7 separate regions of the Mus musculus genome follow, and regions 1, 2, 3, 4, 6 and 7 are each linked to region 5. Evidence: chromatin loops called from intact Hi-C (ENCODE). Cell type or tissue: left cerebral cortex. All regions are shown on one strand. Each heading gives the region's core, and the rest is flanking DNA. Links, peaks and the distances in the headings are about the cores only. Region 1 overlaps Gm30624 (a long non-coding RNA gene). Region 2 has its middle 15 kb from the start of Krr1. Region 3 has its middle 43 kb from the start of Gm20758. Region 4 has its middle 22 kb from the start of Gm40763. Region 5 holds the start of Phlda1 (pleckstrin homology like domain, family A, member 1). Region 6 has its middle 8.9 kb from the start of Gm30193. Region 7 has its middle 7.1 kb from the start of Gm20758.

Evidence for each region. A loop is a pair of places that touch in the nucleus more often than their neighbours do. Peaks named below come from ENCODE experiments on the same cell type or tissue, not always from the same donor. Only the 100,000 strongest peaks of a DNase experiment are listed, where the experiment ranks them.
Region 1: it touches region 5 in a loop (2.9-fold over the local background); 2 of 42 quality-filtered maps call a loop at or near these places.
Region 2: it touches region 5 in a loop (6-fold over the local background); 30 of 42 quality-filtered maps call a loop at or near these places.
Region 3: it touches region 5 in a loop (5-fold over the local background); 35 of 42 quality-filtered maps call a loop at or near these places.
Region 4: it touches region 5 in a loop (3-fold over the local background); 12 of 42 quality-filtered maps call a loop at or near these places.
Region 6: a loop joins it to region 5, with 4 times the contacts of the local background. A loop is called at or near these places in 17 of 42 quality-filtered maps.
Region 7: a loop joins it to region 5, with 4 times the contacts of the local background. A loop is called at or near these places in 2 of 42 quality-filtered maps.

The regions. Positions count from the first base shown.
Region 1 is chr10:111,691,855-111,696,301 of GRCm38, forward strand. All of the region lies in intron 2 of Gm30624 (a long non-coding RNA gene), which reads left to right. Among named protein-coding and RNA genes, the nearest start is that of Gm30624, 9.0 kb to the left of the region's middle. In left cerebral cortex, for the core only: no CTCF peak of the experiment used is centred there; a DNase peak (open chromatin) is centred at 2,603.
Region 2 is chr10:111,955,269-111,959,715 of GRCm38, forward strand. No RefSeq gene overlaps it. Among named protein-coding and RNA genes, the nearest start is that of Krr1, 15 kb to the right of the region's middle. In left cerebral cortex, for the core only: a CTCF peak has its summit at 2,662 (motif pointing left); DNase peaks (open chromatin) are centred at 2,222 and 2,650.
Region 3 is chr10:111,915,116-111,919,562 of GRCm38, forward strand. No RefSeq gene overlaps it. Among named protein-coding and RNA genes, the nearest start is that of Gm20758, 43 kb to the left of the region's middle. In left cerebral cortex, for the core only: no CTCF peak of the experiment used is centred there; no DNase peak of the experiment used is centred there.
Region 4 is chr10:111,656,543-111,660,989 of GRCm38, forward strand. No RefSeq gene overlaps it. Among named protein-coding and RNA genes, the nearest start is that of Gm40763, 22 kb to the left of the region's middle. In left cerebral cortex, for the core only: no CTCF peak of the experiment used is centred there; a DNase peak (open chromatin) is centred at 2,544; H3K4me3 peaks cover 363 bases.
Region 5 is chr10:111,505,586-111,510,032 of GRCm38, forward strand. It overlaps Phlda1 (pleckstrin homology like domain, family A, member 1), which reads left to right and starts at 701. Exons shown (of 2, transcript NM_009344.3): 1 at 701-2,063; 2 at 2,475-3,064. The coding sequence starts at 820. The coding sequence ends at 2,037. In left cerebral cortex, for the core only: CTCF peaks have their summits at 969 and 2,045 (motif pointing right); DNase peaks (open chromatin) are centred at 931, 1,983 and 2,510; H3K4me3 peaks cover 3,722 bases; H3K27ac peaks cover 3,371 bases.
Region 6 is chr10:111,562,645-111,567,091 of GRCm38, forward strand. No RefSeq gene overlaps it. Among named protein-coding and RNA genes, the nearest start is that of Gm30193, 8.9 kb to the right of the region's middle. In left cerebral cortex, for the core only: no CTCF peak of the experiment used is centred there; a DNase peak (open chromatin) is centred at 2,537; H3K27ac peaks cover 514 bases.
Region 7 is chr10:111,879,244-111,883,690 of GRCm38, forward strand. No RefSeq gene overlaps it. Among named protein-coding and RNA genes, the nearest start is that of Gm20758, 7.1 kb to the left of the region's middle. In left cerebral cortex, for the core only: a CTCF peak has its summit at 2,611 (motif pointing left); DNase peaks (open chromatin) are centred at 2,248, 2,692 and 3,441; H3K4me3 peaks cover 633 bases; H3K27ac peaks cover 951 bases.

The sequences.
Region 1 (4,447 bases), core at 320-4,319, 190 kb after region 5:
TGGTTGATTTTGTCATCTGAATCAACATGAGTATGAATGACTATGTTCAATATGGTTTCATATGGTCTAGCAAAATGTTTGGCTTCAAAATCTTTGTAATGTCTAGCTTGTTGATTCCTTGCATTGTTGAAGCATGTGACCAAGTCTTCTTGAGGCAAATACAGTTATAGATTATAGATCTCTCTGAGAAAGGTGAGCAGGGTCTCTGCTTATTTAGCAGGGGTGTGCACATCTGCATCAGGACTATCTGCAGTACAGAAAGTGGATAAGGGGTCTTGGGAATCTCTCTGTGAAGTGCTAAGTCACAACAATTCTGTTCCATGCGCCCCCCCCCCATCTCTCTTGTTCTTTCTCTCTCTGTCTCTCTGTGTTTACATACAATTTAGGGGGGGTGGCCATTTCTGATCATCTAGAAAGCAAAAAACCCAGGAAACAAAGTGCATAATTCTTCACAAGCATTTGTACTGACGACACTCAATGTCTCTCAAAGACTAAGTCTCTGTATATTCTCACTTGGTCAGCATTGGATGGTAGAGCTAAATGAGTTTTGGAACTGTAAATTTGAGCTTACATTGTGTGCCCTTACCTGACATCTGCATTGAATTGAAAGAATTTAAAATTGGAATTTAAATTGGAAGAAATTAAAATGTATATCCTTGACTCCATCTCAAATTTATATAGAAAATTAAGAATGTAAAGATTCACCTCTAGTCATCTAGCTAGATGCATCTGGTTTAATGTTTTGTCTCATTTTCTTTTATTCTTTCCTCTCATTTAACTCATTTAGATCAGGATCATCAAATTCACCAAGGTTAAAATAGATGCAGTGCTACTACTTAGTATATAGATAGTATTTAAAGTTCATTAATCGCACTAGTAATGTTTTCATATTGGCTTTCTCCCCTGAACCAGTGTCCCAGTCTTGCCATATATCTTATGATGTAGTGTATGTTAGCCTGGACCTAGCTAGGTAGCTCAGACTGGTCTTAAATTCACCACTGTGCTGCTTCTACCACTCAAGTGCTAAGATTACAAAAGCAAGCTGCTCTTCTAGATTCAAGGCACTTCTTTTTTTTTTTTTCTTTTTTATTGGGGATTTTCCTCATCTACATTTCCCATGCTATCCCAAAAGTCCCCCATACCCTCCCCCCGACTCCCCTACCCACCCATTCCCACTTTTTGGCCCTGGCGTTCCCCTGTACCGGGGCATATAAAGTTTGCAAGTCCAATGGGCCTCTCTTTGCAGTGATGGCCGACTAGGCCATCTTTTGATACATATGCAGCTAGAGTCAAGAGCTCCGGGGTACTGGTTAGCTCATAATGTTGTTCCACCTATAGGGTTGCAGTTCCCTTTAGCTCCTTGGGTATTTTCTCTAGCTCCTCCATTGGGGGCCCTGTGATCCATCCATTAACTGACTGTGAGCATCCACTTATGTGTTTGCTAGGCCCCGGCCTAGTCTCACAAGAGACAGCTATATCAGGGTCCTATCAGCAAAATCTTGCTAGTGTATGCAATGGTGTCAGCGTTTGGAGGCTGATTATGGGATGGATCTCCAGATACAGCAGTCACTAGATGGTCCATCCTTTTGTCTCAGCTCCAAACTTTGTCTCTGTAACTCCTTCCATGGGTGTTTTGTTCCCAATTCTAAGAAGGGGCAAAGAGTCCACATTTGGGTCTTCCTTCTTGAGTTTCATGTGTTTTGCAAATTGTAACTTATATCTTGGGTATTCTGGGTTTCTGGGCTAATATCCACTTATCAGTGAGTACATATCATTTGAGTTCTTTTGTGATTGGGTTACCTCACTCAGGATAATGTCAGGGCACTTCTTGTTTAAGATAGTCGACACACAATTTTATTTCTACCCTCAGAGAATCACAAAGTCACAGAATATAAGGCACAGCAGCATGCTTAATGGATGGGAAATTCTGTTGGACACTGAGCCTGGAGGGTAGAGCCTATAAAGGACAGCAAGAAGTTTGACCACAGAGGGAGGTCTGGCATGGGTAGGATACCACTTCTGAAATAGCTGGTTAGCACCAGCAAACCAGGACCTCCATCTGAACTTAGCCAATCCCCAAACTCATGACATTCCAAGCCTACCATGGTTTTGGCAGACAGATATGGTTCTTGGCTCCAGCCCTCCTTCAAGGAGTCTAGCACATCTGTGTGGGGTCATTCACAAGAACTGGGGTAATTCTTGTCAGACCCAGGACTTTCTAAGACTTAGTCTAAGAGCTCTGAGGATGAGGGACAAGGAAAGGCAGAGGAAGTCCTGGCCTTGGCACCTTCTAATTACATCTTTTTCAATGATTCTAGGTGACCTATTGTGTATCTTCCAGTCCTTAATGTTCTTGACCTCGCTCTTCTGGGGCTGAATTACCTCTAGGTTTCCTTCTGGCTTTTGTATTCTGGGAATCTCTGTTGCCTACATTTTTGTAAAAGTGTGAATTAAACTCGCATATTAAGATGAATTACCCAAGGGGCTGGACATATTACAGAAGAAAACTCCTCAGGGCCCCAACAAGCCTGCCTTTTTGGAGCCTGCTTTCTTTTTACAGCTGTGCAGAGAGCTATCTGCACACAAGCTATAACTTCATATGACTAATGGTAACCATGGTGACCACTAAATATTCCTTCTAGACCTTGCATCTGCACAGCTCACTGGAGCAGAGGAAATAAATGTTGCTGCTTTGAAAAATGATAAAAATAATCCCAGCTAGCTACAGGCTGGGAAAGAAAGGAGAACTCTTACACCTGAAGGTCAAACCATTTCATCTTTTTTTTTTTTTTTTTTCTCAAGGCTTTCACGAACCTCGGGAACTTTGGTTACCCACTGAATGGAGAGGTCTCAGGCCTGTGGGTTTATCATTAGGAGAAGCATCTGAGTAATTTTTAAAGAGGATTCTGGGGTCCTGACAATATATGATGACCCCTATGTTGAAATAGGAATGTGAACATTAGAACACAGAGAGAGAGCGAGACTCCCCTCAGGCATCCAACAGCTCAGGGTATGTCAAGTTGTGTTATTGGTTTAAGGGAAGACTAGCCAAGGTCAAGTGGGGGGAGGGGGGCTGACAAAACAGAGGCCAAGAGTGAGGAGGCTTGCCTGAGAAAGCAGGGGATGGGAAAACACAGGCAGAGAGGCTATCGAGGACTAATGCTCCAGTGAACAGAAACCTGCACAGGGCAGCTGAACGCATAAACTCTGAGGTAGAATGGAGAATAGGTTGATAGCATCTAGGATAAACATGAGGTACCAGCCAGGAATTCTAAAGCCTTCTAGACTAGCCCAGGACAGCCATGCAGGAATATGAATGAACCTATTAGTCACTGGTGATAGACAGAAGTATAAGGACCTGGGGATGGTGTGACCCATCTCAAGATATTAACCCATTATTAGCAGGAGAGAAGACATATCCAGAGCTCTCACATTTTGATGGAAGTGAGAAGTTTGGATTGCTTTAAATGTGAAATTCTTAATTATGAATGCAGACACGGTATGGCTTGTCATTTTGCAACCTCTGAAGTTATGGGTGACCTTTTGGGAACAAAGGTAGAAAATGCTAAAGAGATAAGAACTCTATACACAATGACCATGAGACCACAAACCTTCAGTTGTTGTTGATGTCTATGATGGCCTCTGAAACTGCACTCTTCAGTGGTTACATTGTGTGTGGTTTGGAGAAAGTTGCCAACAGAAAGAAGAAAGTCGTTATGGGCAGATTTGAATGTGGGGTGCAGAAATATATACACCACAGTCTGTCTGTGCGTAGACACCTTTTAAAGTGGTTCCTCTGTCTCCCACAATACCCTTCTCAATGACTTCTTCTAACCTGAACTGCAATAGGTATGTATGCAGTATGTAGATAGAATAGGAGACTGCAGTAGTATTTAGAACTGGATGTTGAGCCAGTCATTTGTTTTAGAGGAGTCTGGCCTCCACAGATAAATGGAAAACTCCTGACACATATGAAGAACAAAAGGACAGATGAGATGACCAGTCTCTGAAAGAAGGCAAAAAGCCAACACACACAGACATGACCCCAAAGGTGACTGTGGCTTGCCCAGGGGATCTGAGTGTTGGGTGTTTTAGAAGCAGAGGATCCTTTGAGTCTTTGGAAGGTCACAGTGGCTCTCTAGATCACGGAGTCACTAAAAGCAGATCTGAAAACTTGAGAGAAGAAGAGGGACTTGGAATCCCAAGTCCAGACAGAGCTGAAGAGATATTTTAGGGCAGGGCCAGCCTCCTGTGAAACACCCTTATAGGGAACTGCTGTGGTACACGATGAGAAGCAAAGGGAATTTATCCTTCCTTTTATGATGGATTGAAGCTTCAATTATGATGAAAAAATTGAGAATACACAAATCAACTTGAAAAAAGAGATAAGCTTATTAACATGAGTATGCACATGGCATAAACACATAATATGGAATTCAAAGAATAA
Region 2 (4,447 bases), core at 182-4,181, 450 kb after region 5:
GTGTTGAGCTTCACTGTTGCCACTGTAGGCAAAAATCAATATAACTGTTGTTGCCACTGGGTCTCCAAAAAGCCCTAAAAATCTACCATAGAGGTTAAGGGAATATTATATTTTGAAAGAATATATCTCCCATAAGCTCATATGCTGGACAATAGTCTCTCTCTCTCTCTCTTTCTCTCTCTCTCTCTCTCTCCCTCTCTCTCTCTCTCAGTTTTTCAAGACTAGGTTTCTGTGTTTAACCCTCGCTGTCCTGGAACTTGCTTTGTCAACTGGGCTGGCCTCACACATACAGAGATTCACCTGCCTCTGCCTCCTGACTGCTGGGATTCAAGGGTAACGGTTTTTGTTTGTTTGTTTGCTTGGCTTGTTTTGTTTGTTTTTTACTGTCTAGAGAGAATATCTTGCTTGCATTCTTTCACAATAAAGTTAAACATGTTTCTATAGCGAGGAACTAGGTCATCTTCTAAATTTGTGGAAAGCATATCCTGAAATTGTGGGAACATCGACAGGTGGTGGGTCCTAGCTAGAGTTGTTAGGGTGTGCCTTTGGGGGTGCAATGTCTAACTCTGACCTTTTCTTGGGGTTTCTTTGCTCTGCTTTCTTCCTGCCCCAAGGTCAGCAGCTCTGCTCTGTTATTCCTAAATTATGGAGACCTCTGAAACCCTCAGCCAAAATACATTATTCCCATCTGTAACTTGTCCTTGTCAGACATGTGGTTACAATGATGTAAACGCACCATGTGGCATTTGACAGGGATCCTGTTACCTTGGTACTGGAAAGAACCTGCCAATTCTATCCAAGCCCTGCTAGCTGTGTGTGAGAAAACTGAAGCCTAGGAAATCAAGCCATTCACCCCACCATGTCACAATGTAAGTCATTTGATGCCCTGGTTTATTTCCTACCATTTGAAATAATTAGAAGAACACCGAAGTGTGTTTCTGTTGTACTGTGTGACCACCATGTGGAACACAGAACTGAAGAGCTAACGCTATGCATTTAGTTCAGGTTAGTTTAGTATCTGCCTAGTTAACACCAGCCATTTAGTTTAGGTTAGTTTAGACTCGGCCTCTTCTTCCCCACATGTCCACATGTAGATAGGAATGATGTCAATCATATTAAAGCCTAATGCTGTTTGGGTGATGAAGTTGTTGTTAGATATATTTTCACAGAATGAATCAATGACAGAACTTATCATTCAAAATATACTAATCAGGCCACAGTAAAGCCCAGTGGGCCCTGAAGTGAAACAAAACCAGAACAGAAAGACATGAAAGTAGGATGGGGACTTTGTCGAAGGTTGATGGCAGACAGAGGCAGATAAGAGAGGGTGGGGGGACAAGAGTGGCAAGAATATATTATACAGACATGTGAAATTGTCAACAAATAAAGTCATAGTAATTTCACAAAATCAAACAAAAAACTGTGATGGTTTGTATATGTTTGGCCCAGGGAGTGGCACTATTAGAAGGTGTGGCCTTGTTGGAGTAGGTGTGTCATTGTCGGTGTGGGCTTTAAGACCCACACCCTAGCTTCCTGGACGCCAGTCTTCTCCTAGCTGCCTTCAGATGAAGATGTAGAACTCTCAGCTCTGCCTGCACCATGCCTGCCTGGATGCTGCCATGTTCCCACCTTGATGATAATGGACTGAACCTCTGAACCTGTAAGGCAGTTCCAATTAAATGTTGTCCCTATAAGAGTTGCCTTGGTGATGGTATCTGTTCACAGCACTAAAACCCTAAAACAAACCTTTATTAAAAAATATTTAAATGCTAACCAACACGAGGAAGAGATCGTATTTTTTGTTTCCTCAAGTCACCAGAATGTCCAAGGCTGTCTGTCACTGAGGTCACAGTAGAGGCTGAACAAAGAATCAACACTGAGCTAGACTAGAGGTTCCCGTTTGCTCGGTTTCTGACTTTCTCATTGCCCCCTTTCTCCACAATTGAGGAGCATTCAAGCCCATCTTGTGTGTGAATCTATGAGCAGAGAAGGAGAGAGATTTCTAGGAAAATATTGCATTTCAGAGGAGACGTTGGGTACCCTGGAGTGATAAATAGATGGGAGCCTGGGGTGGAAACTAAATCACACAGATGTTCTCGTTGGAGAGCTAGAAAAGGTAAGACTGTGCCTGTTGCGATCACCCCTGAGGGACCGTCATGAGCTGCCTGGCTGCTGTGGAATGTGCAGCTTGTCTGAATATTCTTCATCCTCAGACCTTAGCCAATTGGAGTCCACCGAGGGAGTGTGTGGTGGGGATTATTTTTGTCCTAACTATCTTTGGACTCTGCTGTCTGCCTTATGCTTTCAATACCTTACTTTTTGAGTGCCATTCCCATGGCTTCAGAGTTAATTTTGTAGTTTCATTCCGAATAGAGATGTTGCTTAAGATCTGGAGGGATGGAGAATTTCCTGTGCAACCCCCCCTCCCCACCCCCCCGCCCCTCCCCACTATACAGAATGCCTGGTAAGAGGTGGACCGATGTCAGGCAGTAGCTGGTTACCCAAGGTAAGATGTGCTACAGAGAGAGGACTCACCTGTTGCTGTTTCTAGGTCTAATTGTAAACCCTGTGCTCACTGCAGGATGAGACACCACAGTTAGCAGTGGTGATTTTGAAACATCAGTTATGTTCGGGTATATTTACAGAGCATGAGGGCTCCCCCTGGTGGTGATAAAGAGAAACTCAGACTCCTTCCTCTCACAGAGACAGACAAGTGAACTGAACATAGTGATTTCGTTTCCCTTTAAATTGGGGTCTAAATAGGTGGAGCTTGACCTCAAGGCGGAGGTTCTCAACCTGTGGGTCACGACTCCAAGCCCATCAGAAGACACAGGTATTCACATTATGATTCATAACAGTAGGAAAATTGTAGTTATAAAGTACCAATATAAGTAATGTTATGGTTGGGGTCACCACAGCATGCGGAACTGTATTAAAGGGTCACAGCATCAGGAAGGTTGGGAACCACCGGCTTATGGTGATTGTGATAACTGATACACTGTCTCTGTATCATTCATTTCAAACCACTAGGCAAGCCAAGTAAAGTTTATTGGGTATCTGTTGAATCAAGCATCAGTAATTTGTCACTTCTTAGCCCATAAACATGTTATTGATAAGTTACTTCTCCATCAGTAAAATGAGCCAACTCAAGCCAGATTAGAGTATATAAAGGCAGGTTCATTGGGAAGCCATTCTCAAGAGGCTTCATTAGTCCCAAGGAACTAGGCCATTGGGAGAGCGACAGAGGGGAGGGGGGAGAGAAAGAGAGAAAGCATGCACAGAGGGAGAAGAAGATGGAGACCATAATGTCTAGATTATGTAGGGAAGAGCTTCTGGGGAGGGGAAGCCCAGCCCCTGGGCTGGAAAGTTCAGGGTAGAGGGCTGGGTGTGCCAGGTAAGAACTGAGGGATGCTGGGAGATCCTGGAGGCCAGGTTCATGTTGGTTTGTAAACTACGCACCTCAGCTGTTTGTCCCAGGTCTGACTCCCAACAGTTATAAGCATAAGTAATGACACAATCTACCAATTTTTGCTTTTGTTTTCATTTTACAAAATTATCTTTTATTCCATCTTGTTTTTCAAATTTTCTGCCAGGTTTCAGGGCAGAGCTCACCACTTACCTCCTTGTTAGCATGGGATTTTTCAGTGTTTTCTATAAAAGACGTTGCAAGATTGGCAAGTATATCTATATAATCATATATGTGTTTATGTAATACTGGATATCACATCTATAGGTTGTAAAATAACTCAAGAGTTTTGGTTCCTTTTCTTCGTCAGTCTCTCTCTTTGTCTCTAAGGAACTTCAACCACTATACTAGTACATTCACTATACTAATGCACTTGTATAAAAAATGGCGAGTCCTGGCGAGTTGTTTTGGTATGCATGTGGGGGTCCAGCTGTGGTTTCACGTCCTCCACTTCCTCCGTCTTGGGATGTCCAGACATTGCTGCACACTGGGCTGGAAGGGTGAAGAAGAGTCCGGAACCAGTGGGGATCTGCAGAAAGAGGTGGGGGAGGGCTTTTCCAAGGATCTTGGTGTTACAGCTCTTTTAGACAAAGACCTTCTCTAACAATCTTCAATAAAACAGCTCTCTTAGACAATCCTAGCTTGTGTGCATACCTTTATTTGGGGCGGGCTTATACATATACACTTCATTGGGGTGAACAAGGGCTATATATAGGAACATGGAGAATGTGAAGGGATTCTTGAGGTGAAGTTCCATTGGCTGAAGTTTAAAGTACTGGAAAGTCCTCATTGTGTGGAGAGGCATTCCAGGAGTCCCAAGTACTTGCTAGGCGGGTTCTTATGGAGAAGGAGGAAGTTGAACTTGTAGGTCTGCCAAGGACTACTTGACCTTCCACAGGCACAGGGTATGGTGGGACTGGCTCCCCAGACAAGGGGAGGCCTTGCTGGTAAAGGGAGTCCTCCAGTTTGCATCTAGCTCAG
Region 3 (4,447 bases), core at 212-4,211, 410 kb after region 5:
TGATACAGATATATATCTGTAACCCTACATAAAAACTTACTTATTCTGGTTAGAATTCAGTGTGTCATAGCATTTATCTTTGTATAGATAGGGGGAGAGTAATTTAACCAGGTTAACATAATTATTCACTCCTCTTGGATGTGAGATTTCTTGTAGATTTAGAGTCTGTGGGGTGGAGAGAGAGTTCAGCTGCTAAAGCACTTGCTGTTCAAGCATGGAGTCCCGAGTCTGATGCTCGGAAGCCACGTGGAAAGGTGAGGCATGGTGGCATACACTTGCAATCCCAGAGTTTAGGTGGCAGAAAGAGACAGGAGGAGTCCTGAGATTTGATGGCCAGCCAGACTAGCCTACTTAGCTGGCCTCAGGCTAGTGAGAGAGGCTGTGTCAAAAATCAAAGCGGATAACATCTGAGGAACAATACAGAGGGCTGACCTTTGACCTATACTCACTCTCTCTTACACACTCACACGTACACACACACATACACATACTCACACACATATACACATATACACCCAGATGCACACACTCACACACATATACACATATACACCCAGATACACATACTCACACACACATATACACATATACACCCAGATACACATACTCACACACATATACACATATACACCCAGATACACATACTCACACACATATACACATATACACCCAGATGCACACACTCACACACATATACACCCAGATACACATACTCACACACATATACACATATACACCCAGATGCACACACTCACACACATATACACCCAGATACACATACTCACACACATATACACATATACACCCAGATACACATACTCACACACATATACACGTATACACCCAGATGCACACACTCACACACAAGATACTCAGACACACTCAGACACACATACTCATACACACATACACACTCACACAATACACACACACACGGAACTATTTTCAGTACTAAAGGGTCCCAAGATAAAATATTCTCCTTGCTACTGTTAAATGTTAGACCAATGGCCTTTACAGTTTTCAGCTTCCTCCTGTGAAGTAAAGTTCTCTGAATCGGCTGCACCTGTTTTAAATATCTTGTAGACTGACCAAGGCTGAACAGAAATCATGGTTGTAGAACGATGAAATGTTGCAGGCTAAGAGCCCAGATGACTGGAGGGACTGCATCTAAGGCCTTTTAACAGCCACTTACTCTCAGCCTCTTCTCCTGGCCTGACATTCTCTTAACTTTTCCTTTAAACTGGAATAAGTCCCCAAGCATGGCACACCTCCAGCCTTCAGCAGACTTAGGCTAAGACGGTGATTCAGACAATACACAAACTACGCAACTTGGTTCAGAGTAAAGTATTTTCTTACTTCCTTAGAACAGGCAGACCTGGTATAATCTGTCAATGCCTGAATCCTTAAACTAGAAACGCTACCTATATTTGATCTGTTTTGTCTTTGTTTTACTTTGTATCATTGGCGGTGATAGTTTTTCCGTTTTGTTCTTTTGAAATGGAGTCTCACTATGTAGCACAGACTAGACTTGCAGTCATGACCTTCCTGATTTAGCCTCCCGGGTGCTGGGATTGTAAGTATGGGCCACTACCCTAGCTTACTTGGTTGTTTTGAATATCAAATAAAATTTTTTTGTTTTTTGTTTTTAAGTGCCAGCCTAATGTAGTGATAAGTTGAGTGATAAATTGAAGCTCTCTATAATGAATCTTCTTGGATTTCATTTTACTCTCAAGAAGAATGTTACAGGTAGAATTGGAGAACATTATTTTACGCAAAAGACAGCAGGCTTAGAAAGACAAGCGCCTTGTGAATATTATATACAGCATGTATACAACATGAGTATACAACATGTGTATACGACAGGCGTGAAAGTCGAAATGAGCCTATGAGTATGGAGAAGTCTAACGGGGAACAGGAGGGGTGACTGTATCTCTGTGGCATGAAATCAAGAAGGGTTTAGGGGGAGAACTATTGGGAGGGAGGGGCAGGGGAGCGCACTACAGGACGTGAATGAAAACAAAACATAATGATGTGGATATCTGGAAATGACATGATATAAGCTATTTATTTTATATGATGAATGCACAGTTTTAATGGAAAGTTAACAGAGGCAGTAAGGAACCCAGAACGTGGCAGGTGTTTCTAGCCCAGCTTGGGTGGATACGATTATAGACTCATATTCATAGACTACAGCTGACTCTTTTTTTCTAAGGCAGAGGACAACAAACGGGTGCACACACTCCGTCACTGGATATCCCCTCATGTCTAGACTCAGTGAGGGGGCTTTTGTGTCTGTGGCACTGCCCTCTTAGACAACATAAAAACAGCCTGAGTTCAAGCATGTACCGGCAATCTCCTGACACTGAACAAATTGGAAAGAAATAATATACAGAAAAACCAAAGACAAACACTGGAAGGAGACACTGCTTTTAATCCCTCAGCAGCCCTGCCGCGTTGGTTGAGTGTCTGTCAGTCCTGGGATGTGGCTTTGAGATCGACACATCATCTCGTTTATATCCTGTTCTATTCTTTTAATATCTATTTGTCCTAGTTCTGTTACCTGGATGACCACCCCTCCCACCCAGCCCCCCAGCTTAAATGGGCATGCTAAGTTTTTTGGAGCTTCCTCTTATCATCGAATGCTACATCTGGGCAGAAACCATTCATTGTCATTTGCTGTATGGGAAATGTAGTTTAAAAAAAAAAAAGACCTGTTTATAAAGCATTACATTAGAAAACAAGCTTTCATTTATTCCTAGTGTGCCCTTTCCTGCAGGCACGTTGTTCTGTTTGCTTGTTAGCGTCTTTGCTTGTTTGTTTTTCTTGAAGGTGGGATGTCCTTCAGTGTTGACGTTGGAAGATTCCACCAGTGAGGCCTTTGTAATTATGAACAATTTCTGTATAAACCCAATGGCCAGATCCTATCTCAATCAGCCTCATGGAGAACTTTCTGCACACAAACAACCCACAGTAAACTCAGTGGAAGTACTAACAGCATTCAGCATCGCTCGCTGGCAGGGGCCATGGGGCTTGTAATGGAAGGCTGACTGGGAAGAATTATTTATTAGTTCTGCTTCTTCCTTCTTTTACACACCTCACTGGGTTTATTGTCTCACTTTGTCTGAAGAAGGAGGAAAAAAAATCGGACTTTTCAGTCTCAGTGCATCCTTGGAATTTGGGGTTTTAAGTTGCCTAATTGGGACTTGAGGGAACTGGCAAGGAAGAAGAGCTGACTCCTTCATTAGCTTAATGGCTGCCCTGCTCTGTTGGGATTAGGCTTTATAATAGCTTATCCTCTCTGGGGACTGTGCAGGTGCCTTTCAAAAGTTCAGGTGGACAGGAAGCTCTGTGTAGAGTACACCCTGAGGCAGAGCATTGGTTGACTCTCTTCTGAGCTCTTTTCACTAATAATATGTACGTGTGGAGGAGCACTTGTACCAAGTCCAACCAGGAAACAATTGGTGGTGGGTGTTGAATGCAGGACAACATGGCACTTATTGTACACATGATGATGATTCTATGTTGTGAAAGAATTAATGACCTATCACGGAGTCAGTCTCAGCCTGCCGGACATCCTTTATATCTCCCCCTCTTTCCATATCACTGCAGTTTGGACCCAGAGTTGGTACTACGCCATTTCTGGGGGTGAGGTTGGAGTTCATGTGGTATCTAAGAATCTGTAGGTGTGCATGTATGCGCCTGAGCATGTATGCGCCTGAGCATGTATGCTTTTCTATCATCTTCTCACATTTTCACCACAGAAACCAAAGGCGTTCTCTTGGTCACAGTCTCCTGAGTCTTTCAAACCTAACACAGTATCTTACCCTCTCAGATCTTCTGAGATTTCTAAGGGTTGGGGGTGTAGCTTAGCATTTTCCTGGGGTCTGCAAGGCTCTACATGTCAAGTATTGGGGCTGAAGAGATGGCTCAGCAGTTCAATTCTTGAGTTCAATTCCCAGCAACCACATGGTGGCTCACAACCATGTGTAATGGGATCCGACACCCTCTTCTGGTGTGTCTGTAGACAGCTACAATGTACTCCTATTCATAAAATAAATCTTACATGCCAAGTATTCCCTTCTGATACCCTCATGTTAATGTAGCATGGCCATTCGCTCATCGTCTTTGCCTCGGTCTCTGGGCACTCTCCAAACCCCACTCCTAACCGTTTTAGATTTCCAGCAATAAAATGCCATTTTTCCCACTTTAATCCCCTTTTGAGAACTGACTTCTGATTTGTGTGATTGAGTTAGTTTCTTGTTAACTTTGTCTTTGTCTGTCTCTCTCCACTAGAACACAAGCTCCAGGGGAACTAGGCTCTTCTCTGCCTTCTTCCTTGCTGTGAACCAACAACAATGCCCAGAACATGATGGCAATTCAATAAAAGTTTATTAAACAAGTGAATGAATCAACAAAATCCCCATTGATTCTACCAGTCTAACATCTT
Region 4 (4,447 bases), core at 259-4,258, 150 kb after region 5:
AAGACTTCACATTGTTACTGCGGCATATCATGACTTGTCCTGACTGATACAAGCAGGAAGGAAAGGATTCATTGCTTAACACTCATGCTGTCACAAGGTGTGTTCTTACACAGAAAGAGAAAGAATGAAGAAGCAACCTATCTGGGGTAAGAAGAAACATAGAAACACAAGAAAACATCTCTTGTTTGCATTAAGCCAGCAAATAAAGTCTCTTAAATCCTAAGTTACACCTATGTTTGGGGATGAACAGTTTTTGAGGACAGGGACATCAATGGCTGTTGTGTTGGTCTGCTGGAAACACCACAGCACCAGAGTCTGTGTGGCTTAAACAATAGAAACTCTATTTAAAAAAATAGAAACTTTTTCTTGAATTTGGATGCTGCAAATCCAAGATACCAGTGTCAGCTGGGTTGGTTTCCTCTGAGGCCCTTTGCCTTAGTATACAGTGTAAGATCCAAAGTTAACCCACTGAAGGACCAGGTAACTTCTAGAATGCTGGGGGTTGTAGTTCTTGGAAAATATCAAATCCTCATGGGAAAATATGGCAGACTATTGGTTTGCCTTTATAAATCCCTGTAAAATGTGTCTCAGGGCTACTCAGCTAGAAATTCCAGGGAGTAGTCTTGACCAACACCCATCCTGGTCAATATTTAATTAAAGTTTGTTTCAGATGGGTCCAGATGGTGAAACTGGCTCTTCTCATGAGAATCTCAGGATTAACAATAGATATATGTCTGTCTTTACTCTAAGTAGGTGTTCTGGTCTCTTTGTATAAAGACTCCAGTGATGTTGAATTTGGGCCCATCATAATGACTTTGTTTAACCTTCATTACCTCTTTAAGGATTTTTCAAATACAATCATGATCTGAGGCACTAGAAAATGAGAGTTCAGCCGGGCGTGGTGGCGCACGCCTTTAATCCCAGCACTTGGGAGGCAGAGGCAGAGGCAGAGGCAGGCGGATTTCTGAGCTCAATGCCAGCCTGGTGTACAAAGTGAGTTCCAGGACAGCTAGGGCTACAGAGAAACCCTGTCTTGAAAAAACAAAACAAAACAAAAACAAACAAACAAAAAGAGATTTCATACAGGACTTCTGAGAAGATTGTATTTGATCTGTAACAGCTATAGAACCATGCTTACTATTCTGTATGTGCCAGTACTGATTTGAGTGTGTGTGTGTGCATGTGTGTGTGTGTGTGTGTGTGCATGTATGTGTATGTGTGTGTATGTGTGCATGTGTGTGTGCATGTGTGTGTATGTATGTGTGTGTGCATGTGTGTGTATGCGTGTATATGTATGTGTGCATGCGTGTGCATGTGTGTGTCTGTGTGTGTCCTCTCTGAGATATTTTTTCTACACTTTTCTATGTCAGGAGTGATATCTAAGACTTTGATCCAATAGTCTAACGTTGTAGGCATTTCCATCTTTTTACACTATAGCATGACGGCACCACCTACAAAGTTCTTGCTTCTGAACTGTGCAATAAAGTTACAACAAGAACAAAAAAATCTCCCAACATTTTGTGTAAGTTTATACTTTTGCCTTGGGCTGCATCTATGTCTGTCCTTTGTCCTGTGTGGCCACATGAAGCCCTTGGGCTGTAGGTTGGATGCTCCTGGATTAAACAAATGCTGTGTTTCGCTATTCACTGATCTCACTTTGCACCAAGAAGAACTCGGGTGGGAAGGGTCCCTGAAAATCTCCCAATTGTGAGGAGGGTATCCCAGCCCTAGTCTGGTAGCCTAGGAAAGGAAGCTCAGAACTGGTGATTGACACAGTGACAAATGCCAGGTCATTTGGGGGAATATATGTCAGAACTGAGAATCATGTCTACTTGTTCAGAACTTCCACAATCTCCTTTCTAGGAGGGCAGAGATACTGCAGTTTCACACTGCAGATTCACACTGCAGTTTCTAAGAGCAGTTTGGGTGGATACTACTTCTCAGGAAAGACGTACGGAGTGGGGGACGAGAAATGCGGTATTCCAGGTGAGAAGTGGAACGTGGATGTCAGTAAAGTGTCTGTCTGCTGCACACTGCCCAGTCTGCAGGGTGCCATTACACTACTTTCCATGGTGAATCCATGGCTCTCTGAACAATCCCGGAAATAACAAGGCGTCTCCACTACATCGGCAACTTATTTACTAGCTTCTCGGGAATGATACCGGGTGTACTCACCGGCAGGCAGCTTTGTAGTTACAAAGTGATTTGCTGTTATTTTGATTTGAGCTCTCTCCAGCAACTCAACTCAGGGTGGCCACTGAACCTTGCTCAACTCACTCAGCAAATACTTCAAGTTTAAAGATATCAAATTAGCCCAGAAGATGCTCAAGGCGAAATAGAGAAGGAAAACTGGAAACTGAAGAGAGCACCTCTATTGTGCCTGTGGGTCTGCTCTGTCCCCACCCCCACCCCCAGGGTTCTGGGAAGCAGAATAATGAAGGGAATTCCGTGATAAACATGACATTTTCTATAGCCATTTCCTGAAAATGCAAGTCATCGAATTAGGAGAAAGACACGGTAGGAAATCGGAGAGGCTCGTGCTCTGTGCCAGGGTTTTCAGGCAAAGGTCTTGGATCAATTCTCTGTAACACATTTGTACTGACAGCCATGAAAGGATTCAGCGTGGTGAATCAGACAGCTGCTTGAACAGAGACGGCAGAGACGGGCTTTTTCCTTTTTCTCTTCTTTCTCTTTCTTTCTTTCTTTCTTTCTTTCTTTCTTTCTTTCTTTCTTTCTTTCTTTCTTTCTTTCCTTCCTTCCTTCCTTCCTTCCTTCCTTCCTTCCTTCCTTCCTTCCTTCCTTCCTTCCTTCCTTTCTTTCTTTCTTTCTTTCTTTCTTTCTTTCTTTCTTTTTCCTTATGAGCTGACAAGTTAGCCAGGAACAAAGCATGTTTGTAGGAAGTAAATCGCTGCCAGTTTTAATCCAAGCTTCTCCTTCAGCTGTAGCCGGGGACAACTGAGCTTTCAATGTTCCTCATGAAGTTTGTCCTTTTGGATTTTTGGTCAGAATGAAATCTGGGATTTGGTTTGGCCTCAGTGCTCCATTTCCAAAATGTCACCCAAATGGATAAAACCAAAAGCCACACTGGTTGTTTTCGTTTCCTGCTGATTGTAACTTTTCCAGCCGACACTCTGCACAAAGCAAGCTGTCTCGTGAAGGGCATTTAGGTTTCTGACTCCAAGATGGAGCTTAAAGAGAGTAGATAAACAGCTGGCATGTTAGGATTCAGAAGTGGTTTTAAAGACTTATACTAAGATGTTGAAGTAAACGATGATCCCAGGAGAGGCTGGCCCTCTGGTATGTGGAGAGAGTCGAGGGAGGGAATGGATTCCATTGGATGAGCGCATAGAGCTGTGTCTTGGATCTGGTTGCTTTAAAAATGGAGATGTTTCTTTTAAGAAAATTTTCTAGATAACAAAATAAAATTTCTTTGAGAGACGTGACAAGGAAACCTGATTCTGTTGAGAGTCATTTACTGATGGATTCAGAGAGAAAGGAGACCCTAGCGTGCACTACTTCTGGTAACCCAGGGACATTGCCTCTACCTGGTTCCCAACCCTGGTCACCACTGTCTGGGAACCCACAGAGTAAATGAATGATGGTGAGGTTAATGGAATTCTTTAATCAGAGTCTCATAAATAAGAAGTTGAACATGACAAACCCAAATCCCACTATGGAATAAAAAAGATAGATGTACTATGTTAACCCCACAGACATTTCAGGGTGGCTAGCTACTTTGAGGAGCAACATCTTCTCACGTGGAAGTTGCTGCTGGAACATCATGGTACCTGCTGCCTGCTGTTCTTCCTTGCTTGGAGCAGAGGCCTCAGGAGCGGCCCCTGGGTTTGCTTAGTGTTTAGTTATTGTCATGTAGCTCAGGGCCAGTACAGTGCAAACTTATAAAAAAACAAAAAACAAGAACTTGTCTGCTCTTCAGACTGCCTTTGTCAAGTGATATTTGTTTAAAAAACTCTGTTCAGACTTAATGCATTCTCCTTAATGCATTCAGACTTAATGGATTCCACATTCAAGGTGAGACTTCTACCAAATTCAGTGAGTTTCCCCGAACAGATGCGTAAGCCCACTGGCTAATGTGTTTTCTAGTCCTACACAGGTCCAGTTGACACAAAATAGTAGAGTATGTGGTTTCCACTTCCATAAAGGGATGCATACTGTTTCTCCCTACAGTTTTAAGTAGAAATTTTGGTTTGTGGCTAGATCCATTAGAAAGACTTTTAGATAGGAGAAAAAAAAATCAATGTGAATTTGTGGTCTTCCTAGAGCTCTGATTTTGAAATAATCTTTTAATCCTGTCAGGTCTACTTCCAAGCAGGAGGCAGGAAAGTGGGCGTTCCTGCAGAGATAGGTGAGGGTAGGAGGGAGAGAGTCAAACAGTATGCAGGGAACAGGAAACATGCTCTTATCAGTGAAAAACATCAGACGACAT
Region 5 (4,447 bases), core at 165-4,164:
CCTACCCTGCTACTGCTGTGGACTGCAAGGTCTGATCTAGAAGGAAACCCGAGGGCCTAGAGAGATGGCACTCCTCGCAGAGGTTCAATTCCCAGAACCTGTTCTAGGGATCTGCTGATTTCTGACCTGCGTTCTCATACAATACGTACTACACACACACAAGCAAAACATACACTCACAAAAACAAAAACCGCTTGGTGAGTCTGGCTATTTTGCCTGTGTTCTGTGGCAGGAAAGGAAGTCAAGAATGTATACCTGGAGTGAGTCCACCCTTATTTCCCTGTCACTACAAACTGGTAGCTTTATTGTTTTGCCTTAGCTAATTGCCCCCAGGAACAACTATTTATTTAATGGCTGAACAACACCAACAACAAAAAAGCTCGAAGCACTCTTGGGTTTTGTTCCCTGAGATGTTTACATAGCTATGGGGGGGGGGGGGGTAATGCCCGCTATGGAACTTCGTCCCCTAAGTTTTATGCCCTTGTCTGGAGTCGGCTCCGCGTTGACCCCAGGGGTGGCTCCCCAGGCCTGCCTGGATCTGCTACCCACCCCCGCAGCGGAGAGCCCACCTGCTAAGGAAGGGCCGGTCCGTGGGGGGATGGTTTTTCGGCGCCCTCTGGGCGTCGGCAGTCGCCGCCCGGCAGCCGCGGCGACCTCAGCGACCGCGTGGAGCCTCCAGGAGTTTCCAGAACCTGCTTCCAGGCGGCGCGGGCGGCCGTGGGCGGTGGGGCGGGGCGGGGGCGGAGCCGGCGGCGGGGCTGGGGCGGAGCCGGCGGCGGGGGGCGTGTCCGCGGCGGGCTCTGGGAAGGCCCCAAGTTAATGAGGCGTACGCCGGCTGCCGAGCGCCTCTCGGAGCTGGGTTTTCCCCCGCGGCGCGGGCGCCAGGAGCCGCCTTTTCCGCTGGGTGTCACTCGGGGGTGGGGAGGGTGGCCCATTGAAAAGCGCCGCGAGGGGCCCCGGCCAGTGCCCTTCAGTGAGCGCTCGCCGGAGGACGGCAGAGAGCAGCCCGCTCACGGCTCCGGGATCTTGTGGCGAGTCAGGACGCGCCTGTCCCTCTGCCGGGACCCCGAGCCACCGCCGCCGCCGCCACCGCTCTGTCTCCTGCGAGTCAGCCTTCTCTGCGCGCTCCGGGCGGGCGGCCGCGGAAGCCGCTGGGGCGAGGACGGCGCAGGGCTGCTACTGCTACCCCCAGCCGGAGCGTCTGGAAGCCTGAAGGCCGAGCGGAGCAGCAGCACCCCTTATGCCGGAAGGATGCTGGAGAACAGCGGCTGCAAGGCGCTGAAGGAAGGAGTGCTGGAAAAGCGAAGCGACGGGCTGCTGCAGCTCTGGAAGAAAAAGTGCTGCATCCTCACCGAGGAAGGGCTACTGCTCATACCGCCCAAGCAGCTACAACAGCAGCAGCAGCAGCAACAGCCCGGGCAGGGGACGGCCGAACCGTCCCAACCTAGTGGCCCCACCGTCGCCAGCCTTGAGCCACCAGTCAAGCTGAAGGAATTGCACTTTTCCAATATGAAGACTGTAGACTGCGTGGAGCGCAAGGGCAAGTACATGTACTTCACTGTGGTGATGACGGAGGGCAAAGAGATCGACTTTCGGTGCCCCCAGGACCAGGGCTGGAACGCCGAGATCACGTTGCAGATGGTGCAGTACAAAAATCGCCAGGCCATACTGGCGGTCAAGTCTACCAGGCAGAAGCAGCAGCACCTGGTCCAGCAGCAGCCTCCGCAGACGCAGCAGATCCAACCCCAGCCCCAGCCGCAGATCCAACCCCAGCCCCAGCCGCAGATCCAGCCTCAACCCCAACCCCAGCCCCAACCTCAGCCCCAACCTCAGCCCCAACCCCAACCCCAACAGCTCCACTCCTACCCGCATCCGCATCCTCATCCTTACTCTCACCCGCACCAGCACCCACACCCGCACCCGCACCCGCACCCTCACCCTCACCCTCACCCGTACCAACTCCAGCACGCGCACCAGCCTCTTCACTCGCAGCCGCAGGGTCACCGGCTTCTCCGCAGCACCTCCAACTCTGCCTGAAGAGGGCGGCACCCGGGCCACTCAAGGTAAGGTCCTGGCAACCTGGGACACCTAGAAACGTGCCAGCATGGCTGTTGGGAAGAGTAGGAAGCTTGTTGACCGATTTCGCTCCCGAAGCAAAGTTTAAAAAAAAAAATCGTTTCAAGTTTCTGGAGAGGTGGAAAGAAGATGGGCAAGCCGGAGCTTGTAGAGGCAGGGCGGGGAGAGAAGAGCCGGAGGAATTCCGCCAGGGAGCAGGGCACGGGGACCACCTACCCACCACCGTGGTGATCACTCTTGTTCAGTGCCATCCTCCTTTGGGCTGCTTTATTGTGTGCCTCCGCACCAACGTAAAGACCTTGGTGTCCTTCTGGGCACTCGGTCCTTTGTACTGGCCGGGAGGGAACAGGGTCTTGACTCCTGAGTCACTCATTTCATTCCGTGTCCTTTCTTTCCAGGTTTTGAGGACTTCGGAAAGTGGGAAGAGTGCATTGCTATTCAGTTCACTTGGATCAAAACCAACAGAGTCTCCCCACCCCGCGCCTGATCAAGTAGTTTGGACTTCACCCGACGGATAACGCGCGCTTGCAGTTCCCTCGTAGTTTTCTGCATAATGTTCATCACAGTTGCAGGAAGCAGATTTTGCGTCGAGATGACTTTATTTATGGACCTTTGGAAGGATCACCTAACGTAATGGACCTTTGTAGGAACAATTTATGTACTGTAATTTTATTTTAATGTTATTTTGGATTATGATTATTTATTAGTTTTTTTATGCCTAATCTAAGACATTTCTGAATGTAGGCCACCTCCTCCCCCTCCTCGCCAAAAAGAAAAAGAAAAAAAGAAAAAAAAAAAAGAAACTTTATTTTCAGAAACAGATTTCTTAGTAAGCCCTGATCTTGGAAGAGAAAAAGGGAAAGGGGTGGTGGAGGGGGGCAAACATGAAAAAAAAATGGGTTCAGTATTCCCAGGACATTCTCATAAAGTCGACTCTTTCATTGTATTTGAAGACGTTGAAATTAAATTCTGATATTACTTTCAGTTTCTAAAGGTCTCTTTTTCATAGACGTGCTATGTAGTGTGTACAGATGTCTCTTTCTAAAGCTGAGTGGGTCAGAGTGTATAATTATGAAAACCTGGTGGTTACAATCCTGCTTTTTCTAGGAAGAAATCAGTATGAATGACACTGGGTTTGAAAACATTTAAATGCTACCCCAGCGGGAAGCCTGAGGCCTGGCTTGGGGGTGTGGTGAGTGGAGTCTGCTGGGGGGTGGGGGGGTTGTAGTGGCTGCATAGGAAACCAAATGTAGAGACCTGGAGCAGAGAGCTGGGCTCGGGTGCCCCGGGGATTCAATCCTAGCACCACAAAATCTCATTTTGATTGTGAGTATTAGTGCTTCCATTTTAAAATTAGGGGGTGCCCCACTTGAGAGTATTTTTACCCAGCACCAAGACCTCTGCATAGTCACTTGGGCCACATTTTCTTAGCCTTTTACTTTGTCCTAGATGCACCCTGAGAGTGATTTGTAAATATTTCAAAGGACTGGGTACCATAACATTTTAAATTTCATCCTGAAAATAAGACTGGGCAGAGAAAACGACACTTTTCCCTTTCCTGCTCTGGGGGATGTCTGGACCGTCCCTGTTTTGGTGAGGTGGCTAAATTCGCCATTTGGAAGGAAAGAAAAAGTCTAGAGAAGCCGAGTTCAGTGGTTCTCAACCTGTGGGCCTTGACCCCTTTGAGGGTCAACACAAGAGGTCGCATATCAGATCTTTACATTATGACTCATAACAGCAAATTCACAGTTAGGATATTGCAATGACTAGGGGGACTCCCTGCAACATCCCAACTCCTTTGAAATATTTACAAATCACTCTCAGGGTGCATCTAGGACAAAGGAACTGTATTAAGGGGTCACAGCATTGGGAAGGTTGAGAACCACGGCTGGAGATTGTCAGTAAAGAAAACAAACTCTTGTTCAACCGTCAGGATGTTGTGGGGGTGGAGGGAAAGGCTGTGCTTTTAAAGGTAGAACAAACCCTCCACTGTGTAAAATCAAAGGGACAGTCAAGAGTCACAAAGGCAGGCACTACTTCAGTGGAGAAGGAGTCCCGGGATAATACCAAAGTCTCTAGGGGTTGAAAGTCACTTCCTTGATGCCTGACTGGTCTGTTTGTCCTGACCCTTTCTCAGGGTCTCGGTTAGCATTTCTCCAGCTTCCAAACTGGAATGCTGGTTTTAAGAAACGAGATGTCTTTTTTTTTTCTCATCTTTTGTCGGGAAAGGAGATTCAGTCAGACAAATGCTGTCATTCATTTTGAAGTCACAATTTAATTGAAAAGTTGCAGGTGTGTGTGTGTGTGTGTGTGTTGGGGGGTGAATTCTCACTTTCAGGGCTGCCTGATTTGTAGTTGTGAAAATATTCCT
Region 6 (4,447 bases), core at 123-4,122, 57 kb after region 5:
TTGAACTTAAATGAGATGCTGATGAGGAAGAATCTTACTGGCTTACTTGCTGGCGTGAAGTAATGTAAGCTCTTGAAGAAGCGATCGGTGATAGGTTGGTTTTGCAGGAGCTGGGTCACCTCACACTTACCCTGCTGTTCTCAGCAAAAGCTCAAACCACACCCAGCTGTGCTTTGGGCTCCCTCTCAAGTAGCCTGCCTGGAGGCCAAGCACACCAGACTCTGTGTTGTTATACGCACTGAGGAAATGCCCCTCCCTTGCCTGACCCAGGTATACGCAGGGCTATAAACAGATCCCATCAAGACATGGCGCACTCGTAGCCCATAGTCAGCTGGGAGTTGTGGTGCCATTTTCTCTACTCTGTCTCAGAATCCATAGGGTAAGTGGGACTTTGGGGCTTTAGGGTCCATTTCATCCTAACCCCCACCTTCTAGTCCACTAGTCTAGTTCACTGGTTAGAAGTGAATACAAGCTCCTTTGGACTTAGGAAATTAGTCTTTAGCCTGACTGTAATTTGCTGAACAAATTTAGCTGACTGTAGCAAGTGAGAAAATCAGCCACAACACAGTACTATTCACACACTGGGAGAAGACAACGTGAGCTATCCTGACTATTAGGTGGTTATCCTGAGTTCATGTGCAGAAGTCTTTAATGAGGTGATATTAAGAGAGAGGGGGACCTTTAAATGGTGGCCTTAGGAAGAGCCGAATTCCCGTGGGACTCCAGTTATTCCCAGAGAATGAGTTGTTCCAGAGTGAGCTCCACACATCCCTAGTCCCTGCCTTACTAGTCGATCTCTCTCTATAATACTGAGACAAGGTCTCCTGTAGCCCAGGCTGGCCTCATCCGCACTATGTGGCCAAGAACTCGAACTTGTGACAATTCCCACCTCTACCTCCTGAATGTTGGGGTTTCAGGCTTTTGCCACCACTGCCCGGTTTATGCATTATTGGGTTTAAACCCAGGATTGTGTGCTCTTTCTCAGCCTTTTCCCATTTGTTTGGTTTAGTTTGGTTTGGTTTGATTTGGTTTGGTTTGGTTTGGTCAGTGTCTCATTCCATAGCTTGGATGTCCTCAAACCTTCAGCAAGTCTCCTGCCTCAGCTTCCTAGGGCTAACAGTCTGTGGACACCATGGGACCTGACGTCTCTTTGTTTTATTTTGTTCCGACCACAATGTCATTTGTTATGAGTCTCTCCTGCATGAGCACCATGCTGTTTACACGATCAGCTTCCGACACAGAGGCTAAACAAATCGCTTTATAAAATGGTTTGTACCTGCCGTCTTCGTACTCCAGACGGTGAACGTTCTGCTTGGTCTACCCAAGCAGAGTTCTAGGCCATCCTAGGCCACAGTGTGAGACTGTCTCCAAAAATACCCCAAACCAACCAACTAAACAAACCAACCCCCAAACCACATTCAACCAGCCTCAACTATTGTAGTGGTGAAAATAGAGGATTCATATACATTGAAAAGAAAACTGTATACTGCATAAGTTAATTATATAAATGGATGACAAGACAGATTCAAGGTATGCTTGAGAGGATCCCCCCACCCACCCCCCACCCACCCCCAGATATGAGGTCAAGAACAACCAGAATCATCTGGAAGAGTCCAGAGCAGGGAGAGGAAGTGGCCAGCAGATTGGACTTGGCTATGGGAAGGGGGTGGGGCAAGCAAGGAAGAGAAAGATGAGCAAGAGGAGGGGAGGGGCAAGAGAGCCCATTGCCAGAATAGCAGGGGTTTAAGGGAATTAGAAGCTGGGGGAAGGGAAGTTCTGAGCTGGGGAATTTTAGAGTAGAGAGCTAGGAGCCAGCATGGATTTTAAAGTGTGTAAGCAGTGCTTGCAATACTGAAGGAGCCCAGAAATCAGTATGAAGTCCGGCATGCTAAAAGGTAAACACAGATAGCCATTATAGCCATTTGTCCCTTCTGTTAGAGATAAAGATATGGCTGGCTCCTTTAGTCAGGGGAATGGGCTTTCTGAGGAACGCTGGCTATTGTCTAACTGCCAGAATTTGCACCTGACACTAAGAATGTAAACATTTTTCCTGGTTTAAATTCTGGTCTTTCCTCTCTGGTTTATCTCCATTTTTAGATATTGCTCAAGCAAGCCAGGTTTACACAGTTGACAGAAGATTATATTTGCCGTTGTTGTCTGGCTCAAAGGATGTGTCTAGCGTGTGACACCCTTCGTGAGCCTTGTTGGATGGACACCTGGAGGGATGAGTGTTGAAGGCCATTGCTTCAGTTAAGAATGGGAGGCTTTAATTCCATCGCTTACATCTCTCCAATATCCTCAGCTCCTCGGGGTCACAGGTCAATGCTTACCTTGTGTTGAAAGACACCGAATCTCCCTTCCTTCCCTGTTTCCTTTTTTCTTTTGTTTTTAAATAAAAATCACCCATGACTTTGGCTGTCTTGCTGTATGCAGGCTAATTTTCTTCCAGCACAGATGGTTTCCTTAGGGACGGTTTCAGTTTATTCTTTGTCCTATGACGATTTGATAATTGAGTTTGAAATAGACTGGCAATAGACAGATTGACAAGAGAGAAGACACCACACACACACACACACACACACACACACACACACACACACACACACACACAGAGGCTTGAGTCTCTGAGGGTAGCAGCCAGGAGGAAGCTAGGAAAGGCAGCTGGAGAGAGGTGCACAGTGAACTAGGGCCATTTTCTCACACAGATAATCTCCTGAGTATCAGCCACCTGTGAAAATCTCTTGAGCCCACTGTCAAGAGCTCCCAAGCCTTTCTGTGCAAGGATCCTTTCTGGGCAGAAGGGTGATTTCAGGAGCAAGTGTCCCCTCACACCTGGTAGCTGTCCATTTACCCATGTGAATGATGAAAGCTGCTTCTATAAGTGAGCAGCCTTTTACAGTTGATTTTGTCCTAGTCTGTCAGAAAAGCTAGCTTGAAATATGTCAAAGAAAAAAATTTGGGGGGTCCCAAAGTTTGTTTCTGTGGGCTCACAATCTTGACTAGTTTTATGTGAACTTGACACAAGCTAGAGTCACCAGAGAAGGGAGCCTCCATTGAGAAAATACCTCCATAACATTAGGCTGTAGGCATGCCTGTGGGGCATTATCTTAATTAGTGATGGTGGTGGTGGTGGTGGTGGTGGGGGACCCAGTCTTTTGTGGGTGGTGCCATTCCTGGGCTGATGGTCCTGGGTCCTATAAGAAAGCATATTGAGCAAGCCACGAGGAGCAAGCCAGTAAGCAGCACCCAACCCCCCCACCCCCCACCCCCCGCATCATGGCCTCTGCATCAGCTCCTACCTCGGGTTCCTGCCCGGTTGAAGTTCTGCTTCTGATTTCCTTCACTGATGAACAGCAATAAAAAAGCATGAGCCAAATAAACCCTTTGCCCCCCAACTTGTTTTGGTCATTGTGTTTCATCACAGCAATAGTAACTCTAACTAAGACACTGGTAAGGGCTGGCTGGGCGGCCCAGCCTAAGGGCTAATCTTGACTATCAGTTTGACTGGGTTTAGAATCACTGTAGAAATCTACCTTTAGCTGTGTGTGTTTTCAGAAAGGTTTAACTGGGGAGGCAAGACCCACCTTGAGCGAGCTGGAATGGCCCCTTGATTCCTGCATTCATCGTCCTGCGTCCTGACAGCAGATGTAACATCCCCAGCTGCCTTATGTTCCTGGCCCCATGCCTTCCCTACCTCGGTAGACTGTGGTCTCAAAACTGTGAGCCAACAACCCTTCCTTCCTTCTTTCCTTCAGTTGCTTTTAAGTTAGACATTTTGTTACAGCCATGAGAAAAGTAAGCGATACATTTCATCAGTCCTTGGAGGGTTGGGCTGGGTAGCCATGAGGCTCTCAGAAGCCTGGCCTTTGATGTTCACTCCAAGTCTGAAACTTTGGAGATCAAGAAATCCCTCCATGAGCCAAATCGATATGGCAGTCTGTCTAAGTAACTGGGGGGGGGGGGCACACGGACCCTGTTACTCAGCCTCAAGATTGCCATTTTGGTGTAAACTTCTGTCCTTACCAGTAGGCCAGAAATGGGAGCCATGTGCAAAGACAGTGCCCAGTACAGCTCTACTCAAGCAACACAATGGCTTCCATCCCTATTGTTAGCTTCCCAGGTTTTGTGCGTAACCAGGCTTCGTCCAGTCAGTTAAAGCGAGTCCACTTCTCCTTCCCTGTCATTTCTCATGGAATTTTCTGAAGGATAAGTCAGCTGACAACTGGTGTAGGGTTGGGAACACATCAGTGATCAGTGAATGGCCTTCTCTGTATCCGCTGTCCCCCTGTGGCTTGCTATGCTGGAGGCTTTCCCTCAGAGACTGGCTAATTATCTCAAGCTGGTGTGGGAATTTAGCTCTGAGACGGGTTGATCAAACTGGGATTGTTCTGACAGAGGGAGTGGAACTGTGCCCCTCGCTATGTGCCTTTGTCTTTCTCTTTCCTTC
Region 7 (4,447 bases), core at 131-4,130, 370 kb after region 5:
GCTATACCAAAAGTCCCCCATATCCACCCACCCCCACTCCCCTGCCCACCCACTCCCCCTTTTTGGCCCTGGTATTCCCCTGTACTGGGGCATATAAAGTTTGCAAGTCCAATGGGCCTCTCTTTCCAGTGATGGCCGACTAGGCCATCTTTTGATATATATGCAGCTAGAGTCAAGAGCTCCGGGGTACTGGTTAGCTCATAATGTTGTTCCACCTATAGGGTTGCAGATCCCTTTAGCTCCTTGGCTACTTTCTCTAGCTTTGAGGGTGTTTCTTCTCCCTTTTAATTAGTCCATTGATTTCTTTCTTTCTTTTTCCTTTAGTTTACATCAATAATTTAAGTTTTTTTTTATGTTTGTTTTCTCATTGACTTTGTAGTTTTTAGAGGCAGGGTTTCACTATATAACCTAGTCTTTTTATAAAGCCCGGGCTGGCTTCGCTCTCTGTCTGCCTGCCCGAATCAGGTAGGACCACAAGCTTGTGCCACCACTCCTGACGCTCAGTGCATCTCTTTGAAACAGAGTTTTACCCTGGAGCCCTGAGTAGCCTGCAACTCACTCACTATGTAAAGCAGGCTGGCTTCAATTTCAGAGATCCTTCTACCTCTGCCTTTCAAGTGCTGGGATCAAAGGTGCACACTGCTGTTCCAAGGTCGGCCTTTTAATTATACAATTCAGTGTTTATTTTGCGGGTTGCTACTGAAATGAAAACACACATCTTTAATTTCTTACAGTGTTCTTAAAGTAACATATGTGACACTACCTTCATTTGACAGCTTCATAGCAATCTTGACTCTCTTCCTATCGATACTCTTCCCATTTCTCTGCTCTCTCGCTTGCTCATGTATAACTACACTGAACTCCAGAGGACAGTCCGTGGCTTGTGTCTGTTGTTTGTAATTATATACTCTTTTTTATGAAAGGAAAAGAAACTAGCTTTAAAGTTTAAGTAAAGAGCCAGTCGGTTGCTGAAATTTTTCATGTTCTGTTTAAAAGGTATATCTTGTGGTGTTTGTTTTTGTCTTTATTAATGCTGTCTCCTTCATCTCTCTCTGTCTCTGTGTGTGTGTCTCTGTCTCTCTCCATGTTTATCTCTTTCTGTCTCTCTTTCGAAATGACCTCACACTTTCACCATGCACCTTAGGTACTAATCTCTCCTTTAAGACTTCCAGTGGCCCAGGCACTGTGACTGGCTAGGGACAGGCTTCTAATTTGGCTGCTGTCATCTTGGCTCTCATTACATTCCATGTGATCAGTGACCATTGTTAGAGGGATGGCCTGCAATCCATCACCCTGTTCCCTGTGTCACTCATACTGCAGGTACTGACTCAGCCACTGTAGATGCACCACAAGAATTTCCAGATCCAGGCAATGCAGAGTCCCTAAGCTTAGAAGCAATCATCGTGGGTAACTTGACATAGGGAACTGCCAGGAAATAGAGCCTATCTTAATGGTTTTACATTCTGTGTGGTGTCTTGTTCGAGGCCTTTCACAAGGGAGATGCCCAATGAATACTCACTAGATGGTTGGCTGAACAAAGAGACTCTTCAAAAACCCACAGTGATGAGGGAGAATTTGTATTGTCCAGACCACAATATCACTCAGGAGACTGATGACAAGCAACAGGAGAGGCAGTTGATGCTGTGCTATTGCTATCAGCAATAAATAAATAAATAAATAAATAACAGAAAGCTGTTCCACTTTGCCCAAAATATTGGCTTCAGTCAGTTAAGGACCCTATTGGAGAAGGAATGCAAAGTTTGAATCATCCAAAAATCATATCTATTATATATCATATATCATATAATCATATAGCATACATCATACCACATATATCATACAGGATATATCATATCTCTATATCATATCATATATCATATCTATATCATATATCATACATCATATATCATGTATATCATATATATTGTATATCATATATCATATCATGCCAACAGCTTAATCACGAGGCAGATGGACTTCCTAGTGAAGAAAGCTAAAATTAACCCGTATTTACAACATTAAAGTCATCCAATGATATTAACACCAGTGCCACCAGCACAGTGTCTGCTCATGGATGTTTTTAAATACCAGTTTTACTTCCTGAAAAAAAAATGCAAACTGAGATACTAGTTTTAGATTTCATTTTCTGATCCTTTCCGTGGTAAAGAAGCCATACTTTTGTGAACATTTAGCTAAAGAAACGGCTAACCTTCTAGAGCCACGTGTAGGTCTCCTGAAATGACAGCAGGAGTGTGTGGGATGTCAGAATCACTCAACAGCTGGATTCTACTACGTGCAACCTGCTGCGGCAAATGAGCCACGGGACACTTAAGAGCAAGGGAGCACAGTTTAATTAAAACTGGCTCAAGATGGAAAACCTTTAATGAATTCAAGTCTCGGAGCAGAACTTGAGACCCAAAATCCCTCGGGGGAACTGTCAATAATAAAGATGCAATCTTCTGAACCAATCGCTCATGAGACCCCAGCTCGCCTTCGATGATGCCAGGAGTTGTTGTTCCTCGGGGCGGAACGATTTGGGTAGCGAAGTAACCTGGCAGAGGCTGCGGAAAAGAGACGGGCTCTCTCATGGCAGCGCCACCTTCTGTAAATCTGATAATGAGTTAATCTCACATCTGCAAGAATTAATCATGCATTCAGAGAGCTCCATATTAAATGTCACGCAAATGAAATTTCCATTTGGTGAATGCAGCTTAGTCACAAAGCCTGTAGGGGTAGCTGGGTTTGAAGAAAAAAAAATCACTCTTGGATAAAAGAATCCAGATTTGCCTTTATGTCTATACTGTGCGTCTCGTTGGATCTGAAGGGGAAGCTTCAATCTATGGGAAAGGCACAGCCTCCTGATTCCCCTGCGGTGTCTCAAGTGGATTTAGGGATGATTAGAGGTTGTGTGAGTCCTTGGGGATCCTAGCAACAAGACAGCTGTGTTAGTTTCCTACGTTCGCTGTAGCAAATTACCATATACACTTTGAGGGGTAACAATTTAATTTTGTAATTAGGGGGGTCAGAGTCTAATACGGGTCCCGTTCTCGGCAGTGTTAAGGGAAGAGTCCACTTTTATGTCTTAGTTGATTGACACTGATTCTTGGTCTGCTCTTCTACATTCAGAGGAAGGAACGGAACCTCTGTTCTTCCCTCTGAATTCTGCATTCTCGGTTCTCTGTCTGTGGCTCTGATCTTCCCCCACCCCACTTCTATGAAGCCTCTTATGATTATATGTGGTGTCCCTCGAAGAATCTTCCCATCACAGGATGTTTAGCTTAATCCACGATCAAGATCCTTTTAGGTAACATTTTTCTCAGATTCTCTCAGTCAGTATCCTCCAAAGAAAATGGAGATTATTTATGCATATATGTGTGAATATGTGATTATGTAAGTATGCACGCATATGTGGGAGAAAGGTTTGCACCATGTGGTTCGAGAGAGGGAGCATTTCCAAGCTGCGCATTGAGTAAGCTGTGCATCCAGGAAACCCGATGATATAACTCCAGTTTGAGTCCAAAAGTCTGCTGAGAATGGGAAAGTCAATCTAGTGAGTTCTATTGTAAAAGCTGGGTTAGACTGAGACACCAGCTGCCATTTTTTAGTCCCAGAGGAAAATGCCAGCTCTTAGCCCTCAGTGCGGGCATGAGGAATAGCCTCTTCTTTTGCCTTTCAGTTTGATTCTGGTTCGAGGTCAGTTGGATGAGGAGCACCCTCACTAAACAGGGAAGTGGTTATAACCAGTCTATAGACTCATCATCCCTCCCAGAAATGTCCTTGTAGATCCTACAATAGTGTTTAACTGAGCATTTGGCCATCCCGTGGGCCTGTCAAGTTGATATAGAATATCAATCCTCACCAGGACCCTACGGTTTGCAGTAAAACTTGCCTGTCCCTAGGCACCTGGGGGTTAGCCTTGTGTTTGCCAGACCCTATAGTTAAATTAGTTACATCTGATGGGTTGTGTCCAGGCGATAATTCCAGAATAATATCACAGAGTGGCTCATATCAGCGAAGGGAATCACTTGTGTGCAATAGGAATTCTTGGCTAAGCATTTTCCCTCTTTTCTGACATCATCCTTCCAGCTTCCCGGCAGAAAGAAGGGTAGCAGAGGAAACATTGGCCAACTTTGCCCGCTCATATTCCAACTTGACCACCAGAGCCCTCGGTGGCATCAGGGGACCTGAGAGGATGAGCTCTCGCTCTCTAGTCTTCATGGTGGAGGGACACAAACACAACGGTGTGATGTTGGCAATTCAAATGTTTTCTTCACTGCCCAAGAAAAAGCTCAAGCCTTAACCTTCCGTTCATCAACCAATCCACCAAGACCAAATGTCTTGTGGTTCCCCGCTCGCTCACCTCCTTTCCCTACCCAGTCTCCCAAAAGGCGACTGAAACTAATCACAGCAGGCTTCACGATGTCAAGACAACTACTATGGTTGTAAT